Linked DNA regions of Homo sapiens: regions 2, 3 and 4 are each linked to region 1. The links are chromatin loops, found by intact Hi-C in ENCODE. Cell type or tissue: endothelial cell of umbilical vein. All regions are shown on one strand. Each heading gives the region's core, and the rest is flanking DNA. Links, peaks and the distances in the headings are about the cores only. Region 1 overlaps ARMH3 (armadillo like helical domain containing 3). Region 2 overlaps ARMH3 (armadillo like helical domain containing 3). Region 3 overlaps ARMH3 (armadillo like helical domain containing 3). Region 4 overlaps ARMH3 (armadillo like helical domain containing 3).

The links. Hi-C counts contacts between places; a loop is a spot of excess contacts. Peaks named below come from ENCODE experiments on the same cell type or tissue, not always from the same donor. Only the 100,000 strongest peaks of a DNase experiment are listed, where the experiment ranks them.
Region 2: it touches region 1 in a loop (2.1-fold over the local background); 4 of 110 quality-filtered maps call a loop at or near these places.
Region 3: a loop joins it to region 1, with 2.1 times the contacts of the local background. A loop is called at or near these places in 5 of 110 quality-filtered maps.
Region 4: a loop joins it to region 1, with 2.7 times the contacts of the local background. A loop is called at or near these places in 2 of 110 quality-filtered maps.

What each region holds. Positions count from the first base shown.
Region 1 is chr10:101,936,577-101,940,804 of GRCh38, forward strand. ARMH3 (armadillo like helical domain containing 3) reads right to left here. Exons shown (of 26, transcript NM_024541.3): 23 at 3,287-3,362. Among named protein-coding and RNA genes, the nearest start is that of KCNIP2, 95 kb to the left of the region's middle. RefSeq lists an enhancer at 2,033-3,232. In endothelial cell of umbilical vein, for the core only: no CTCF peak of the experiment used is centred there; DNase peaks (open chromatin) are centred at 1,905 and 2,885; H3K27ac peaks cover 2,141 bases.
Region 2 is chr10:101,993,516-101,997,743 of GRCh38, forward strand. ARMH3 (armadillo like helical domain containing 3) reads right to left here. Exons shown (of 26, transcript NM_024541.3): 16 at 1,782-1,840; 17 at 23-88. Among named protein-coding and RNA genes, the nearest start is that of ARMH3, 61 kb to the right of the region's middle. In endothelial cell of umbilical vein, for the core only: no CTCF peak of the experiment used is centred there; a DNase peak (open chromatin) is centred at 2,346.
Region 3 is chr10:101,887,569-101,891,796 of GRCh38, forward strand. ARMH3 (armadillo like helical domain containing 3) reads right to left here. Exons shown (of 26, transcript NM_024541.3): 24 at 1,844-1,922. Among named protein-coding and RNA genes, the nearest start is that of KCNIP2, 46 kb to the left of the region's middle. In endothelial cell of umbilical vein, for the core only: a CTCF peak has its summit at 2,246 (motif pointing right); a DNase peak (open chromatin) is centred at 2,253.
Region 4 is chr10:101,846,195-101,850,422 of GRCh38, forward strand. ARMH3 (armadillo like helical domain containing 3) reads right to left here. Exons shown (of 26, transcript NM_024541.3): 25 at 3,582-3,698; 26 at 1-1,426. The coding sequence ends at 1,334. Among named protein-coding and RNA genes, the nearest start is that of KCNIP2, 4.5 kb to the left of the region's middle. In endothelial cell of umbilical vein, for the core only: no CTCF peak of the experiment used is centred there; a DNase peak (open chromatin) is centred at 2,397; H3K27ac peaks cover 1,670 bases.

The DNA.
Region 1 (4,228 bases), core at 672-3,171:
TAAAAAAAAAAAAACTATGGCAATTTCTCAAAAAATTAAATACAGAATTATCATATGACACAGCAATTCCTCCTCTGGGGATATGTCCCCAAAAAGTGAAAGTGGGGTCTCAAACAGGTATCTGTATACCCATGTTCATACCAGCATTATTTATAATAACCAAAAAGTAGAAGCAACTCAAGTGTCCATCAACGGATGAATGGATAAGTAAAATGTGATACATACAGACAGAGGAAGATTATTCACCCTAAAAATGAAGGGAATTCTGACACATGCTACAACAGGAATGAACCTTGAAGACACAAGTGAAATAAGCAGTATTTTATAGTTCACTAGGAGCTTTCATATGCATTACATTATATAATTCTCACAACTACTACCTGGTGAAATAGTTGCTATCACCAGCACCCCCACTTTACAGAGGGTGGATAGAGGCCCACAGAAGCTAAGTAACTTGCTCAAGGTCACACAATAAGTGGTAGAGACAAAAGAAAAAAATAAGTTTTTCCAACTCAAATTTCCATATTCCTTTCAATACATCATGGTGAGTTTTCTGTTTAACCCTCCATGTTAAGTCTTCAATGCAGCTTTACAGAAGGAGGCATTATGGTTTGCAAGAAAGAGCAGCCCTGAACTTGGACTTAGAAGACCTATGATTAGGCTGGGCATGGTGGCTCATGCCTGCAGTCCCAGCACTTTGGGAGGCCAAGGCAGGTGGATCATTTGAGCTCAGGAGTTTGAGACCAGCCTGGACAACATGGTGAAACCACATCTCTACAAAAAAATACAAAAATTAGCCAGGTCTGGTGGCACGTGCCTATAGTCCCACCTACTTGGGAGGCTGAGGTGGGAAGACTGCTTGAGCCTGGGAAGCGGAGGCTGCAGTGAGCAGAAATCGCGCCACTGCACTCCAGCCTGGGCGACAGAGTCAGACCCTGTCTCCAAAAAAAAAAAAAAAAGAAGAAGAAGAAGACCTATTATTAATTCTCAGCTTTGCCAAGGAACAAATATGGGGCCTTCCACAATATACAACATCTTTAAGACTCAGTTTCCTCACTGGGAAAAAGTATATTTTAAAAAGTACATAATACACCCTATAGAGTTTGAAGATTAAAGAAGGTAGCATAAGAAAGAGTAGCACAAAGTCTGGCATTTAATAAGTGAGAATAGATGTCAGAAAAAAAAAGGGTAAACATTTGCAGGCTTAGTACTACCTGTATTTTTCCCTGATCTGGCCTTACTGTGGTGACATTCAAACACTTCTTTCCAATAATCTCTTAAGAAAACTGATTTGTTTGTTTTGAGACAGGGTCTCACTGTTACCCAGGCTGGAGTGCAGTGGCATGATCTTGGCTCACTGTAGCCTCAACCTGACCTCCTGGGCTCAAATGATCCTCCCACCTCAGGATCCTGAGTAGCTGGGACTACAGGCATGTGCCACCATGCCCAGCTAATCTTTGTTTATTTTGTTTTTTAGAGACAGGGTCTCACTATGTTGGCCAGGCTGGTCTTGAACTCCTGGGCTCAAGTGATCCTCCCACCTCTGCCTCCCAAAGGGCCAGGATTACAGGCGTGAGCCACTGAACCTGTCCATGACTGGATCTTTTTGCTACTTTAGATGTATACTGAGTCCGGTTATTAGCAACAGTAAAAATGATGTGATTATTGCAGCAAGTTCATCAGAGAAATTTAAGGAATGAAAATGAAGGTATATGCCTGACAGTCATGCAAAGAGAAGAAAGAAGTTACATGGTAACAAGGCTCAGCCCAGTCCTTTCTTAGCTGTCGGAAAAAGGAGAGGTCAAAAGCTTAAATCAGCTGCTTGATGGCCCTTGGGAAGAACACAGACAGCAGCCAAGCCAGAAACCACTGAAAGGAAAAGCAGAAGATAAGGCAAGTATAAAGGAATGTGATCAAGGAAACAGGCCCCAGATGAAAAGGAGCTGCCTGGAAGGCCTACATAAATACATGAATGAGTCAACACAACATAAATTATACCCATATGCACTTCATACCCTAGCCCAGAACCTGGTGACCTGGTGCTTCATTCAAACACCCACATTTGTCATGCTGCCCTTGGGTCATAAACAGATATTTGGGAGAAGGCAGTTTGTAATTCCTGATTCTTACAGAAAATCGCATTTATCGTAAGGCCTCACCACAGTATCTGGATTATTTGCTAGGTGCAGATATGCATTTATTTGTGAGATTTATAAAATTGTGTTTGATGCAAAATGAGTCTGGTGACAGGTAAGGCAGACCAACCTTCACTGCAATCTTGTTAGCACATCTCACCCCATGCTCCCTCATCCCAGCCCTCTTAACACACAAATTTCACACTTCTCCTTTTATGCCCAGATGTGCCAAACAGGGTAGTAAATCACTGCAGGGACAGGGCATTTTACCTTTAAATAAAAAGAAAGAAAAGATATAGGAAAAAAATCACAGACCAGCTTTGTCACACATTAGAATCTATACCAAGTTGTAAATGTGCATTACTATTACTAGGAATGTCTGGCAAGGCTTACATCTGGAGCTAAATCAAGTTCCCCATCTGTTGGGTTTGCCTCTTTTACTCAATGTTAATTTTTCAATTGTTTATAAGAACAGTGTAATAACTGTTGAGAAAATGAAAAATCAAAGGCACAAAGGGAGCAACGAACAGAAGAAAAGTCGAATTTAGGTTTCCCAATGGTGAAAGCACTTTCTCTTCTCCATTTACCAACAGCTCACACCTGTGCATGGGTGGTGCCTCCTCAAGACCCTGACCAACTCCATGCCTGACACAACTTTATGCAATACATACAGCACTCTGTAATTGTCTTGCTGTTTCATAAGCAACCTAAAATGACTCAGCCCCATGGACTCCAATTGCCTCTGTTTACCATAAATAGAAATAGTCACGTAAAGTAAAAGGTCAACATTCTAGATCTCCATGAATCATTCACTGAAGTCATGGAGAAAAGCTGAAAATCTTTGGAGAAAAGTTTTCAGATGACCTATACATAGAGAACACTCTGGCAACTAGCATGCCTGAAAAGGGCTTATAACCATCTCTCAGTAAAAAAATTCACAGAACAGCCAGCACTTTGAGCTGTTTCAATATGATAAAATAAAAGCCTCGTGTACTCCTGCTTTTCTTGATCAAGTACGACAATTTTTCTTCCACTCCTACAGACATCAAGGCTTAAAATAGTAGTAGTGTTCAACACACTTTACTTAGAAAGGTACAATAAACCTCAGGAAGAGCCAAGGAACTCTGCAAGAGATACTTCTCATTCCTTACCTGATATTAACCAATGCATGGGTCACCTTGCTAGCTGCTTCCTTCCACTGGCCTGCATTGGTAGAAAGCCTCAGGACTGCAAAGAAGGAAAGAACACAGATCTGTCAAACCCCCGGCATAAAACACAAACATGAGGAATGAAGACACATCTCAGAATAGCACTCTCAGAATAACCAAACAAAGCCTGCGCCAATCTTCTGTTAAAAACATCCTCAGCTTAGATAAAAATACAAGGGCTTATAGAATTCTCGCAACTATTTTCACTCCAGTTTTTTCTCTAACTTCTTTTCACTTTCTATCAAAATACTCTACTCCTTCTCTGCCTTAGGTTTTCCCTCCCCTCTGCTAACCGGGTTCCATAACTTAATTTTTGCATGCATTTACAATCTGCACTGGGGTGGTGATGTGAGGGTAAACTTGTTGCCATATCTATCATTTCCCTAATGGTGGGGGCTGATTTAGTGGAACTGGCTGGCTTAGTTGATGTCCCTTCCTGCTCTATGTATATGCATAAACTCCTTAACATATAAACTCAGTCAAACAGGACACATCCACATAGAGGATGGTCATGTGTCAATCAAGGATTAACCTTTTTTTTTTTAATTATACTTTAAGTTCTAGGGTACATGTGCACAACGTGCAGGTTTGTTACATATGTATACATGTGCCATGTTGGTGTGCTGCACCCAATAACTCGTCATTTACATTAGGTATATCTCCTAATGCTATCCCTCCCCCATCCCTCCACCCCACAACAGGTCCCGGTGTGTGATGTTCCCCACCCTGTGTCGAAGTGTTCTCATTTTTCAATTCCCACCTATGAGTGAGAACAGATTAACCTTTTTTTGCTCCTCTGACTTAACTGTTTGACCTGCAAAATGAATCTACAAGAACGTTCTTCCCTTGTGTGACCAAATTCTCTCCCTTTTCCAAACTCACACA
Region 2 (4,228 bases), core at 1,125-3,624, 57 kb after region 1:
AAGAAGCAAAAGAAACACCTACCATTCTATGTAAGTTTACTCGAAAATTCATGTTGTCATCATGCAAAAATGCATTGGCATATTGATCCTAATAAAAATATAGAGAAAAAGTAAGAAGCGAGAGCTATATTTAAGAAACTGTAATCTATCACACTTCGTACAAATCCTTGGACTTTGAGAACTACTTTCAAGGATCAGCTGGACAGCTAATAGGATGAGCCTAGAGCCTTATGTCAAACCCTACTTAAGCCATGAGATTTTTCTTTAGTGTAATTTCCCAGTGTATCTCTAACTGGTCAAAAATTTCCAAGCAAAAACAATAAAAATTAAGACGCAGGGACTTAAGGCAGATGCTGAGAGGAATGAGAGTAATCTGTTTTCCTATTCCCTCTTCCGTCCCATCTGCCCAAGGAGCTGGCTCTGTTTGTGATAGTTTAAGGTTTTCACAGAGGCTGCAGGATTCATGTGCAGGCTCCACATGAGGGTTTAGGAGCAAGAAGAAAAATCTGTGCTCTGCTGGGAATGGGTTCAGCCCAACAGAAGCAAACTGCTACACAGGCAGCGTGGAAGCAGGCAAGACCCTGTCTATTCCGGGCTTTCCTGAAGACTGACAGAAAATCAAAAACCTCTTACCATGGATTAGTAATAAACATCCCTTGGCCCTTTCCCAATACCTTTTCTGAAGATCTGACAAGCCTACAGACTCCAATTACAAGGAACTGTTACAATTTGTGAAAAACAACTCCTTTAAAGATTTTCTTAGAAAGATTTTTGAAAAGCAATTATACCAGGCCCACTGCTAATAAGCAGCTCTTCCATAACCAGCCACCCCTAATCTTGTGAAAAGGAGGTCATCTTTCCACAGAGAACATGAAGAGAGAGAGACTGAGAGAGATCTCTACTTCATGTGGAATATCTTCACCATTTTTCTTAAGAGAGAAAAGAGCAGAGTGGGGAATAGTAAAGGGGGAGGTTGAAGCTATAAATTTAGCTCTAAACTCACTCAAGTTCTGCCATGCCTGTGTGTCACCAAGATACATGGTGAGTTTGAACCTAATTAGTCCAACCAAAAGTGGCTTCTTAAAAAGCCAAAGCATCTCTTCTTTTTTCCCCTCAGCTCTTGTTCCTCGGCAAACTGCAATTACTGAGTTTCCAATTCCCCTCTCTGGCTTTACTATCCACCCCTTCACCCCATCACAGGAAACCTGAGCTCCTTTTTTATTTTTTAAACTGCTCCACTGCCGAGCATGGTGGCTCACGCCTGTAATCCCAGCACTTTGGGAGGCCGAGGTGGGTGGATCACCTGAGGTCAGGAGTTTGACACCAGCCTGGCCAACATGGCAAAACCCCATCTCTACTAAAATTACAAAAATTAGCCGGGCAAGGTGGCACTGCCTGTAATCCCAGCTACTAGAGGGGCCGAGGCACGAGGATCGCTTGAACCTGGGAGGTGGAGGTTGCAGTGAGCCAAGATCATGCCACTGCACTCCAGCCTGGGCAACAGAGCGATACTCCGTCTCAAAACAAACAAACAAACAAACTGCTCCACAGTTTAAAAACACAGTGCTAAACAGCGTGGAAGCAGACAAGACCCTGTCTATCCATGGCTTCATCGAAGACTACACTCTAGTGGGAGAAGACAGATAATACAAAGGGGGAAGATTTTCTCTCCTAAACTTTAGGACCCTAAATGTCATGAGACAGTAATGGGGTGAGGGGAGGCAGGGAAAGATAGCACTTTGTAAAAGACTGCCTAATAGCAGAAGGCTCGTGAGACCTACCTCTGCAATACATGTAAGGATAATCAGACAGAGTTTGCCACTGTGAAGCCTGTGTTCATCTGTAAAGAAAAAAGAAACTCTTCTCTGTAAATCATCCAGATTTACATCATCTGTTTCAATACAGAACAAGGACGTATATCATAAAAGGAAACATTCACACTTTCTCTTCCCACAAAATCCATAAATGAAAATCAAGGTACTACTATAGTAATTCTTGCTTCCCTCCTAGGCAAAAGAATTCCCCCAGAAGATTTATTTTTTTAATATCCTGGTAGTCTGTTAAATGGCTAACCACCTTCCTGAAAGCCATCTAACTCACAATGGTTCCTACTGTCATGGCTCAAATAGTGGCCAGTACTCTCACATCAGCCCTTTGCTGATAGAACTTGAATAGTCAGGTCCATTTCCTTTTCCACCCACCCTCTCATCTGCCAGCTCTAAGCACCACCTACCACAAAATCTAGAAAGATTTCATGACTGCTCATAGCAAACTGGCAATGAAATCAAAAAGAAATTAACTGGAGACTAGGGTCCAGCCCACGCTTCTCCTTGCAATTGTATACTTATGCCCTAGAAAGCTGTGAACTCTTGATCATTTTTCTTCCTGTCAAAGTTACTCATTCAACAAATATTTACTTAGCACTACTATGTGGCAGGCACTGTGCAAGGCACTAGAGATATAGCACTGAATAAAACAGACAAAGGTCCCTGGTCTCTCACAACTCACATTCTAGTTATTAAAAAAGAAGAAGACAACCTCAGTAGCAGGGCTCTAAGCCCACACACAAAAGGACAAAAAAGAGCTAATCCATTACTGCCAAGTACGAGAACCCATCAAGCTTATGTTACTTTCCAGAAACTCTGTGGGTGAAGGAGTGAAAAGGAAGTAAGAAGAGGATCATGCCAGCATAGCCAAAACAGACAAATGGCTCATGATTTTCAAATTAGCTTCAACAGGACCCAGAATGAAGTCCAATCTAGAGAGAAGACCTCTTAATGGATTAGAGTGCTGTAGAAGTTAGCTATTACTATTTACCCTGACATTGACCTGCTTCTTTCTCAAAAATGGGATCTATCAATTAAAACCTGACAATTAGATGGCATAATGGGGATTACAATCCACAAATATACTCACATCTCCTCAGAGATAGGCAATGCAAAAAGAGTAATGGTGACAATCCCTATCTGACACTCCCTGGAGCTTCATCAAAGCCCCGATATAGCCAAAGAGTAATGCCCTTGCCTCCAGAAAACTAGATTCACAACTCTTCTACCCACCTTTAGCCAGTTTCTATGGCACTATCCTCCCACAAACTGATACGCAACTCCCACAGAAAAGCCTGCAGCTATCTCTCCACTTAAAATTTTTTTTAATTTTAAAATTAAAGTGTTTATGAATACAAAACTAGGCTTATTTCATTATAGACAGTCTTTTAAACTCTAAAAAAGCATATACACACAAAACAATGAAAATCAAATTTAATCATACCACCCAAATGTTATAACTGTTAAGACTTTGGTGAATCAACTTTAAGTCTATGCATAGATATACATGGTTTTTACAATTTTTTGCCTAGTATCTATTATAAAGGTTGAGCAGAAGCTTCTTTAAGGTGACACCACCAAAGTCAGAAAAATCCCAAGTAATAAAGGCTTTAAAAGCAGGGGAAAACCCAAGGGAATAGGGGCTGGGCTCAGTGGCTCACACCTCTAATCCCAGCACTTTGGGAGGCTGAGGTGGGATGATCACCTGAGGTCAGGAGTTGGAGACAAGCTTGGCCAACATGGTGAAACCCCTTCTCTACTAAAGATACAAAAATCAGCCAGGCGTGGTGGCATGCACCTGTAATCCCAGCTACTCAGGAGGCTGAGGCAAGAGAATCGCTTGAATCCACAAGGCAGAGGTTGCAGTGAGCCGAGAAGATCATGCCACTGCACTCCAGCCTGGGTGACAGAGTGAGACTCTGTCTCAAACAAACAAACAAAACCAAAGGAATGATAAATACAAAATTCTGGGCCACGCGTGGTGGCTCATGCCTGTAATCCCAGCACTTTGGGAGGCCGAGGCGGGTGGATCACAAGGTCAGGAGATCGAGACCATCCTGGCCAACATGGTGAAACCCCATCTCTACTAAAATACAAAAAATTAGCTGGGCATGGTGGCGCAAGCCTGTAATTCCAGCTACTCAGGAGGCTGAGGCAGGGGAATCGCTTGAACCCGGGAGGCAGAGGTTGCAGTGAGCTGAGATCGTGCCACTGCATTCCAGCCTGGCGACAGAGCAAGACTCCGTCTCAAAAAAAAAAAAAAAATTCTGGAGAATGGAGAGGAGAGAAGTGATTGGGGAGGGACACACAGGTAGCTTCAACAGCATTAATGTTGTTTTATTTAAGTTGGGTGGTAGGTTCACATATGTTCATTTTATTATTATACTTTATAAGTTATGCTA
Region 3 (4,228 bases), core at 778-3,277, 49 kb before region 1:
AATTTTTCTTTCTCTCTCTCTCTCTTTTTTTTTTTTTTTTTTTTTTTGTAGAGACAGCTTCACCATGTGGTACAGGGTGGTCTTGAATTCCTGGGCTCAAGCAATCTGCCCACCTCAGCCTCCCAAAGTGCTGGGATTACAAGTGTGAGCCACCGCACCCAGCAGGTATACAATTACATATTGACCAAGTAAATCAATCTTGCTATCCTTTCCCCATTCTCCTATGAAATCCCTCTCCATTGAAATCGCTTCGTCTCTGGCCTGCGCACTCTTTTTGAGAGGCACTTTCATCATTTCATTTAACTTTGAAAGAAGTTGGAGGAGGCTGAGGACACGTGCTTGCTAATCATCCTTTCACAGATTGCCTTGTGTGCCAGAAAGGATTTTTATTATTGGTCTGTGGCAGCTACTGCTGGAGAAAGATTTCAGCTTGACCTTCCCAAGCTGCTGGGGGATGAATACTGCACGTGGCTGACAGAGTAAATGTCTCCTTTTTTTTTTTTTTAAAAAAAAAAAAAAGCTTTTAGACTAACCAGAGCTCACTGTGGTAGGAAAGTCACCCCTTCTCTTACTGCATAAAACTCAAGATGTTGAATTATTTTGCATAAAAATGATATAGTAAAATTAATGTGAACTAGTCCAACAAGAAAATGGTAGCATCACAAAGCACCTCACAGACAGCACAGCATCAAAGAACAGGATTCAGGATAGCTCCACAGGCAGAGAGGAAAAAAGGAAATGAAGGCCATTTATAAAAGCAGTTTTAAATGTGAGGATGGATTCTCACAGCTGGGCTCACAAAAGAGAACAAATATGTCAAAGGGAACAACTGACAGACTAATAGAGTCCTATCCATCTGGCTGAGAAAAGAGCCACTGGTGGGAATACTGAGAAGCTTGTCTATTAGGAAAAAGGCTTGCTTGGTGCTTCACTGGGAGAACTGAATAGCTTTGAGGAACACTGAAACACATGGTCAAATCATAGCTGGCTGGCTGGCTCTGCCAGCAAGAAGCTCAAACAAGGGTTACAAAGATGCACTGGCAAAAAAGGAAGAACAGGGCACATATGGTCTTCCTACTGGCTTGGGGTCTATACCCTGGCCCCTCCAATTTGGGAGTAGGATGAAAAGGAAAGGGAACCATGTGAATAGGATGTCTTATTTAGTGCTTTTTAAAAAAGGACTCAAGAGTTTCATTTTGACACATCAAGTTCAATCCCATGCCACGCTAACGCCTCATCTGTACTTTTATATAATGCAGAGCTGAGTGCAGGCACTCTGGGAGAAGGGGAAATCAGGCCAGATTTAAAGAAAACAAAGACACAAGGCTATCTGCATCTCTAACTCAGTCCATACCACAGAAAAACCTCCTCAAAAATAATTGCTCAAGGCAAAGAGAACTCAATTACTAAGGAAAATCTGTCCCAATGAGGGCTCATGTTTTAACGAGCCAAATAGCTTCAAATTAAGCTGAACTCAGGGTTTTTCTAATTGGCAGTTTCATCCATTTCTAAGTTCTCATTTCTTATTTTCAAAAATCAAAATGACTCTCTGCCTAAAATTTTAAAAAAAGAAATGCCTTATCACACTCTAAAACAAATAATTCACCAGATTTTCACCTACATATCTTCTATATAATTAACAAACCCTTCAGATGGCACAAACGCAGACAGCATCACTCTGTATTAAAAGTACTATCAACCAACCCCACACTAATTCCTCTCAGCAGCCTGGCCCTGGTCACTACCACAAAAGCTCAGTCACAGAATCCCCCTGCCATCAGAGAGAAGGCAACTGCTTGATCCTAGCCACCAACTAGGTCATCTGGGGAAAGTAGTGGCTTACCTGCTCCTCTGACAGTTGGGATATGTGATTCACAGCAGCGTAGGACTCAATTTTGGGGTTAAAGTGGTTGATGATGGCTCTGAAACAAAGAATTCGTATTAATATGGTGCCAGATAGAAGAGGTGGATACATCTGTTAAAAAATAAGGATCAAGTACCCTCTGGTTTAGAGTACTAGAGCATGGGACCGATTGTGACTGGGTAACTTCCTCTTATTGAACATGAGGTAGTCACAAATGGGGGTGAATTGATAACTCTGAAGTGGGAAGGATTTACTATTAGACAGAAAATAGAATCAAGCATCTCTGCTCTGCAAATGAACTAACGGAAAAAACCCAAAGCCAAACAAAAATATTGAGTCCTTCAGATGAGAAAGGGAACCCAGAGGGCTGTCCACTAGGGGGCCCTGGTGCTTCAATCAGAAAGAAAAGCTGTCTTGTCTGACTTGGGAGAACAGGGCACTCAGTAAAGCTGGGCCAACAACATATAGGCTAAATAGAAGCAATCTTCATACTTGTTAGTAAATAGTTTCAAACCAAAATTTTATATCCGGCCATTCAACCCAAAAGCTGAGTGTCATTTTAAAACACTCCCTTCTCCATCACTTAGTCACATCCAAAATTACCTAGTCTTATCAAATCTACCTCTTAAAAATCTCTGAAATCTGAAATAAATTTCCCTGAAACCAGTGCCTTGGTATAGGTCTTTGTCATTTCTTGCCTGGTGTAGCAAAAAGAACACAGGTTTTAGATCAGGGTTTTACATGAGTCCATATGAATATAAATGATTCATAGAGAGAGACAAATCTCTTTTTTTCATATATATATATATATTTATTTATATTTATATTTTAGACAGGGTGTCACTCTGTTACCAAGTCTGGAATGCAGTGGCACAATCATGGCTCACTGCATCCTTAACCTCCCAGGCTCAAGCGATCCTCCCACCTAAGCCTCCCTAGCAGCTGGGACTACAGGCATGTGCCAGCATGCCCGGCTAATTATTTTTGTATTTTGTTGGTAGAAACACGGTTTTGCCATGTCGCCCAGGCTCAAGCCTGGGCTCAAGCAATCCACAGGTCTCCACCTCCCAAAGTGCTGGGATTATAGACATGAGCCACAGCGGCTGGCCAACAAATCTTTCTCATAGAACAATTTCAAATAATATATGTAGATACTTCTCCCTATAGGAAATGAAGTTTATTTCTCATTCCTGAGGGTGGGCTAGATTTAGTGATTTATTGCCAAAGACTAGAGTAGCAAATGGGAAACACAGTAACTTTATAGCAAAGAAGCCTGGTAAACACTACCTTAACCAAATGATGAAGCTGTAGATTGCCAGTGATATCATGTAGATACCATGTAACCCTTGGTATGATCTGATGAGAAGGGCACTTAATATCTCAATCTAATCACAAGAAAAATATCAGACAGGGGACATTCTACAGGATACCTGACTGGTATTTTTTTTTTTTTTTTTTTTGAGACAGGGTCTCACTTTGTCATCCAGGCTGGAGTGCAGTGGCACAAACATGGCTCACTACAGCCTCCATCTCCTTGGCTCAAGCAATCCTCCCACTTCAGCCTCCCAAGTAGCTGGGACTACAGGCATGTGCCACCATGTCTGGCTAATTTTTGTATTTTTTGTAGAGATGGGGTTTTGCCAGATTGCCCAGGCTGGTCTCAAACTCCTGAGCTCAGGCAGTCCTCCCTCCTCACCTCCTAAAATGCTGGGATTACAGGCATGAGCCATTGCTCCTGACGCTGACTGGTAGTTTCTTTCTTTCTTCCTTTTTTTTTTTTGAGACGGAGTTTTGCTCTTGTTGCCCAGGCTGGAGTGCAATGGTGCGATCTCAGCTCCCTGCAACCTCCACCTTCCGGGTTTAAGCAATTCTTCTGCCTCAGCTTCCCAAGAAGCTGGGATTACAGGCCCCCGCCACCATGACCAGCTAATTTTGTATTTTTAATAGAGATGGGGTTTCACCACATTGGCCAAGCTGTTCTCAAACTCCTGACCTTTCAGGTGATCCACTCACCTTGGTCTCCCAAAGTATTGGGATTACAGGTGTGAGCCACCGTGCCCAGCCAGTACTTTCTTAAGACTCTAAAAGTCATGAAAAACAAGAGTTGAGAAATTGTCACAAATCACTGGGGAGATATGACAATTAAATGCATATCCTGGAATGGACCCTGGCACAGCAAGAGGACATTAATGGAAAAACTGGTAAAATCTAATTAAAATACGGAATTTAGTTAATAATAATGCCAGTTACTTAGTGTTGATACATGTACCTTGGTGACATAAAATGACGGAAATTAGGCTGAGGGTATCCAGGAACTCTGTGGATTATCTTTTTACTTTTTCTATAAATCTAAAATTATTCCAA
Region 4 (4,228 bases), core at 1,246-3,745, 90 kb before region 1:
GGGCACCCTACCCCCAGAAAGTTCTCTCCCTCCCAGGCACTAGACCATGACAGGAATAGATTCCTCCCCAGAGGAAATTCTCAGGCAGGTTGGATGTAAACAACAGCAGGGTAAGGGGGTGGAACACGTGGAGGGGAGCTCAGCAGAGGCAGGAGAGGCTGCCAGAGGAGGGGGGGCTAAGGGAGGTGGGGGAGCTGCTGGAAAGGGAACCAGCAAAGTAGGCACCTTGAGGGCTCCAGAAAGCCTGTCAATGTTTATTTCATACACACCCTAAAGACAGTAAAGCAGATTAGAAATTAAAAGTTAAGGTGGTGACCCTATTGTGCTGATGAGTCAAATGGGCCAGAAGAAGGGGAAAGCTAACGGTACTCCTGGTGCCAAAACTAAAATTCAAAAGGCGGTGACTGGACAGCAGAGCACTGGGCAGATTCTCATCTCCAGTTTTCCCAGAGAAGTCAATTCTGAATTCAGAAAATAGGAAAACTGGCTGGGTGTGGTGGCTCACGCCTGTAATCCCAGCACTTTGGGAGGCCAAGGTGGGTGGATCATGAACTCAGGATATTGAGACCATCCTGGGTAACATGGTGAAACCCCATCTCTACTAAAAATACAAAAAATTAGCCGGGCGTGGCACACGCTCCTGTAGTCCCAGCTACTCGGGAGGCTGAGGCAGGAGAATCGCTTGAACCCAGGAAGCGGAGGCTGCAGTAAAGCCGAGATCACGCCACTGCATTCCAGCCTGGGCGACAGAGTGAGACTCCGTCTCAGAAAAAAAAGGAAAAAGGTACCCTATTCCTATCTTACCCTAAATCTGAGCCAAAGGTCCCGATGACTGGACAAAGTGCCAGTGCAGGCAGGGGACACAGATTTCAAGCCAAGCACAGCCCCAGGCCCAAAGGAAGCAGGATGTAGCTCCAGCTATATCTGAGAGTTGATCTGTTTTCAGAAGCCGAGCAGAGCCACTGACTTTCAGGGTGCTGGCATTACCCTGAGGCTTGCCTCACCAGCTCCCGAAAATTAGTCAGTAGCTACAGCTTGTAACCTCAAGATTGGAAATGTGAGGGGCTGTTTAGGGAGCCCACTCTGGAAGTCCCCACATTCCTGGAGGCCTCTCCCCACTGTGCCCACCCATTCCTCCCCAAATAAGATTATCCCTGGCTTGACCCTCCTGCCCCTGCTGCCCAAGCTCCATTGAAGTGCGGTCTTCACCAAGAGAACTTGGTATCTGTGTTTCTCTCCAACCTCGGGGGCAGCCCCCTCTCCCCTCGCTCCCCCTCCAGCCCATGATCCTCATGGGTAAGGGCAGTCAGAGGCTGCTCAGGTAGGCGTGGCCTCAGGAGATAGTGGAGAACTCCTTGAGCAGGACTTCTTGGCTGAGTGTGTGGAAGGCCAGGTTTCTCCGGACGTTGGTGCTAATGGATCGAACCTGGGAAAGGGTAGTTGGGGAAGGTGGGAGGGCGCAGCCAGAGAGAAAACAGGAGAGAGTCAGTTCTAAACGGCAGAGGACAGTGCCTGCTACACGGGGCACTAGAAGTCTCTCTCTTAGGAAATGAACCCTTAACAGCTATTATCCCTGCAGGCAAATGAGCAAACAGTTCCTTGACAGCAGGGAAGGAGAGAAGAGGGGTGGACAGGAACAAACTCTGGAGGATGTAAGAAGAGCATCTGGGCTCCTGGGGAGGTAGAAGCAGGCACAGACAAGAAAGGAGGGCTGAGGCTGACATCTGTCTCTGCTTTGGCTATGCAGAAGGGGGACTGGGCTGCTCAGTGATCTGATGGAGGAGGAGAAACTGAGGCCAGAAGACTCATGCTCTAGCACCACCTCTCTTTAGATGTGTTTCTAGTCTCTTCACTCTCCCTTTGGATTTATTTACATTTTGGGGTTAGAAGGAGCATTTAGAGATGCAGTCCTTTTCTGGCACAGATGGCAAGAGTAGGATCCAAGGAGGCCAATTTCAATGGCCAGGGCCAGGTGACATTGCTAGTGAGTCCCAGCTTGGGAGCAGGGCCGAGGGTTCTTAACTCCTAGTCTAGCACTCCTTCTAAAGATGCCTGCCCACTCGAGAGGAAAGTCTGGGGCGTATCCTTGCTGTGTGCCCACTGCTCACCTCACATACTCTCTACCCACAGAACCCTAACCCAGTGTTGCCTGGGTCAGCAGGGTAAAAGCCTGTAGAGAAAGGGTCAGAGGGCCCAAGTCCCTACTCTGAGAGGGTTCCAAGAGGAATCTGGCAGACTCTTCAAGGAGATTTCCCCACAGGAAATAGCTGTGTAGATTGCCTGAGAAACAAAAAGGGGAAGGAGGAGGAGAGTGTGTCTGCCCTGGGCCCCAAAGTCTCAGGAGCTTTCCTTCAATTTCTGCTATGCTATAGGAAACTTAATGAAGTCATCAGGAAGGAAGCAGAGGAAAGGGCAGCATGGCAAACAGCAGGAAACTTGAGCTCATTAGCTCCAAACTGGACCAGACCCTCTTTGCTCCCCTGTGCCAGGGGAACAAATATGAGCAGAACTGAGTAAGGCCGTGGTGAGTGTCTCAGAGCCTCGAGACACCGCTCCCGTAACCCTCTCCAGCTCCTCACAGATTGCTCTCTGTTAACCATTTGCTCCCAGAACTTCCTCCACATCAACTTAAAGACTTGCCAACCATCCCATAAAAATGTTCCACTCTGCTATCACTTTACACTAATGGTTTCTGTGTTCCAAACTAACTCACCCCAGAGCATGTCTTCCTGACCCTGTGGAAGTCCAAAATCCTGAGGAATGTCATGTCAGGATCAGAGTTGGGCTGTGTTTAGCACAAGACAAACGATCTAATACGCAGTGCCTTCACCACAATTGGCATGGGGTAAGTAAAAGCTGAGCTGACGCAAGTTCAGCCCCAGCAGAGGGAGGTCTAAGGACAGGGGAAGTGGGTACAGAGGCCTGCAGGTCCTGGTCTCAGTCCCCAGCCAGGATGTTTGTGTAAACCAAGCTGGTAGGGTTACAGGACTGCAGGGGGGCTGAGCTTTTCTTGAGAACAGCTCAGAGTACAGGGCAGGAAAGGGACCATCAATAGGGCTAGCTCTGTGGAGACACTGACTGGGAACTTAAGTAGGAGGCAGAGCAAATGCTCATGGCTCCAAGTGCCCAAGGGTGGGGGCTGCAGGAAGCTAAGTGATTGGAAAGCAGGGAATGGAGACTGGAGAACTAGATTGGGAGGGGACTCAGACCAGCGGCCAGTTAGGAGTTTAGGAAGACGTGATTCCATAAGAAGGGGAAGAATTAATTACTTTTATTAGTTGCCCTGAGGACAGGTTAAGGAATAATGAGCCAGATCTGCTGCTGGGAACACACGTCAAACCCCAGGCCCAGCTGGAGCTGTGCAAGGGCTGTCTCCATGGCTGCAAAGGAGAAGTAGGCAATACTACCTCGAATAGCATCTTCTCTTACTGCCTGGTACAATGGGGGAGAGAAGTTGCATACCCCATCCCAGCAGACCCCTCAAGTCTTGTTTTATCTGCAGATAAACTGCAGATAAACTGCAGAACCCAGTGGCTGGGGGCGGGCCCCTAAGACACAGGCAGAGGCGGTGGGGCACTCACCAGCTCTTTGAAGAAGGCAGCTTCCTTGTGCTGCTCTGAGTAGCGCTCATACTGGTCCAGGCCATCCTGCAGCTTCAGCGTGAGCGTGTCATAGTTGGCTCTCACCACCTCCAGCACCTGGAGGACATCAAGGGCCAGGCAGGGCTTAGGCCATGCAAATCCCACAACCCTGAGCCCCATTCTGCTGATCTACTGGGTTGGGTTTGGTCTGTGACAACACCCCCAAGAAACCTTGCTTATTACTTATCTTCCAGAAAACAGCCTGGCTACAGGGAGCGATGCCTCAGGTTTCTGGGACCACTTTCTCTCTCTCTCTTTTTTTTTTTTTTTTTTTTTTTTTGAGACTGAGTCTTGCTCTGTCGCTCAGGCTGGAGTACAGTGACGTGATCTCAGTTCACTGCAACCTCTGCCTCCCAGGTTCAAGCGATTCTCCTGCCTCAGCCTCCCGAGTAGCTGGGACGACAGGGGCACATCACCACACCTGGCTGTTTTTTATATGTTTTAGTAGAGATGGTGTTTCGCCATGTTGGCCAGGCTGGTCTCGAACTCCTGACCTCAGGTGATCCACCTGCCTTGGCCTCCCAAAGTGCTGGGAGTACGGGTGTGAGCCATTGAGCCTGGCCAACTTTCTAATCTCTCTCTCTCTC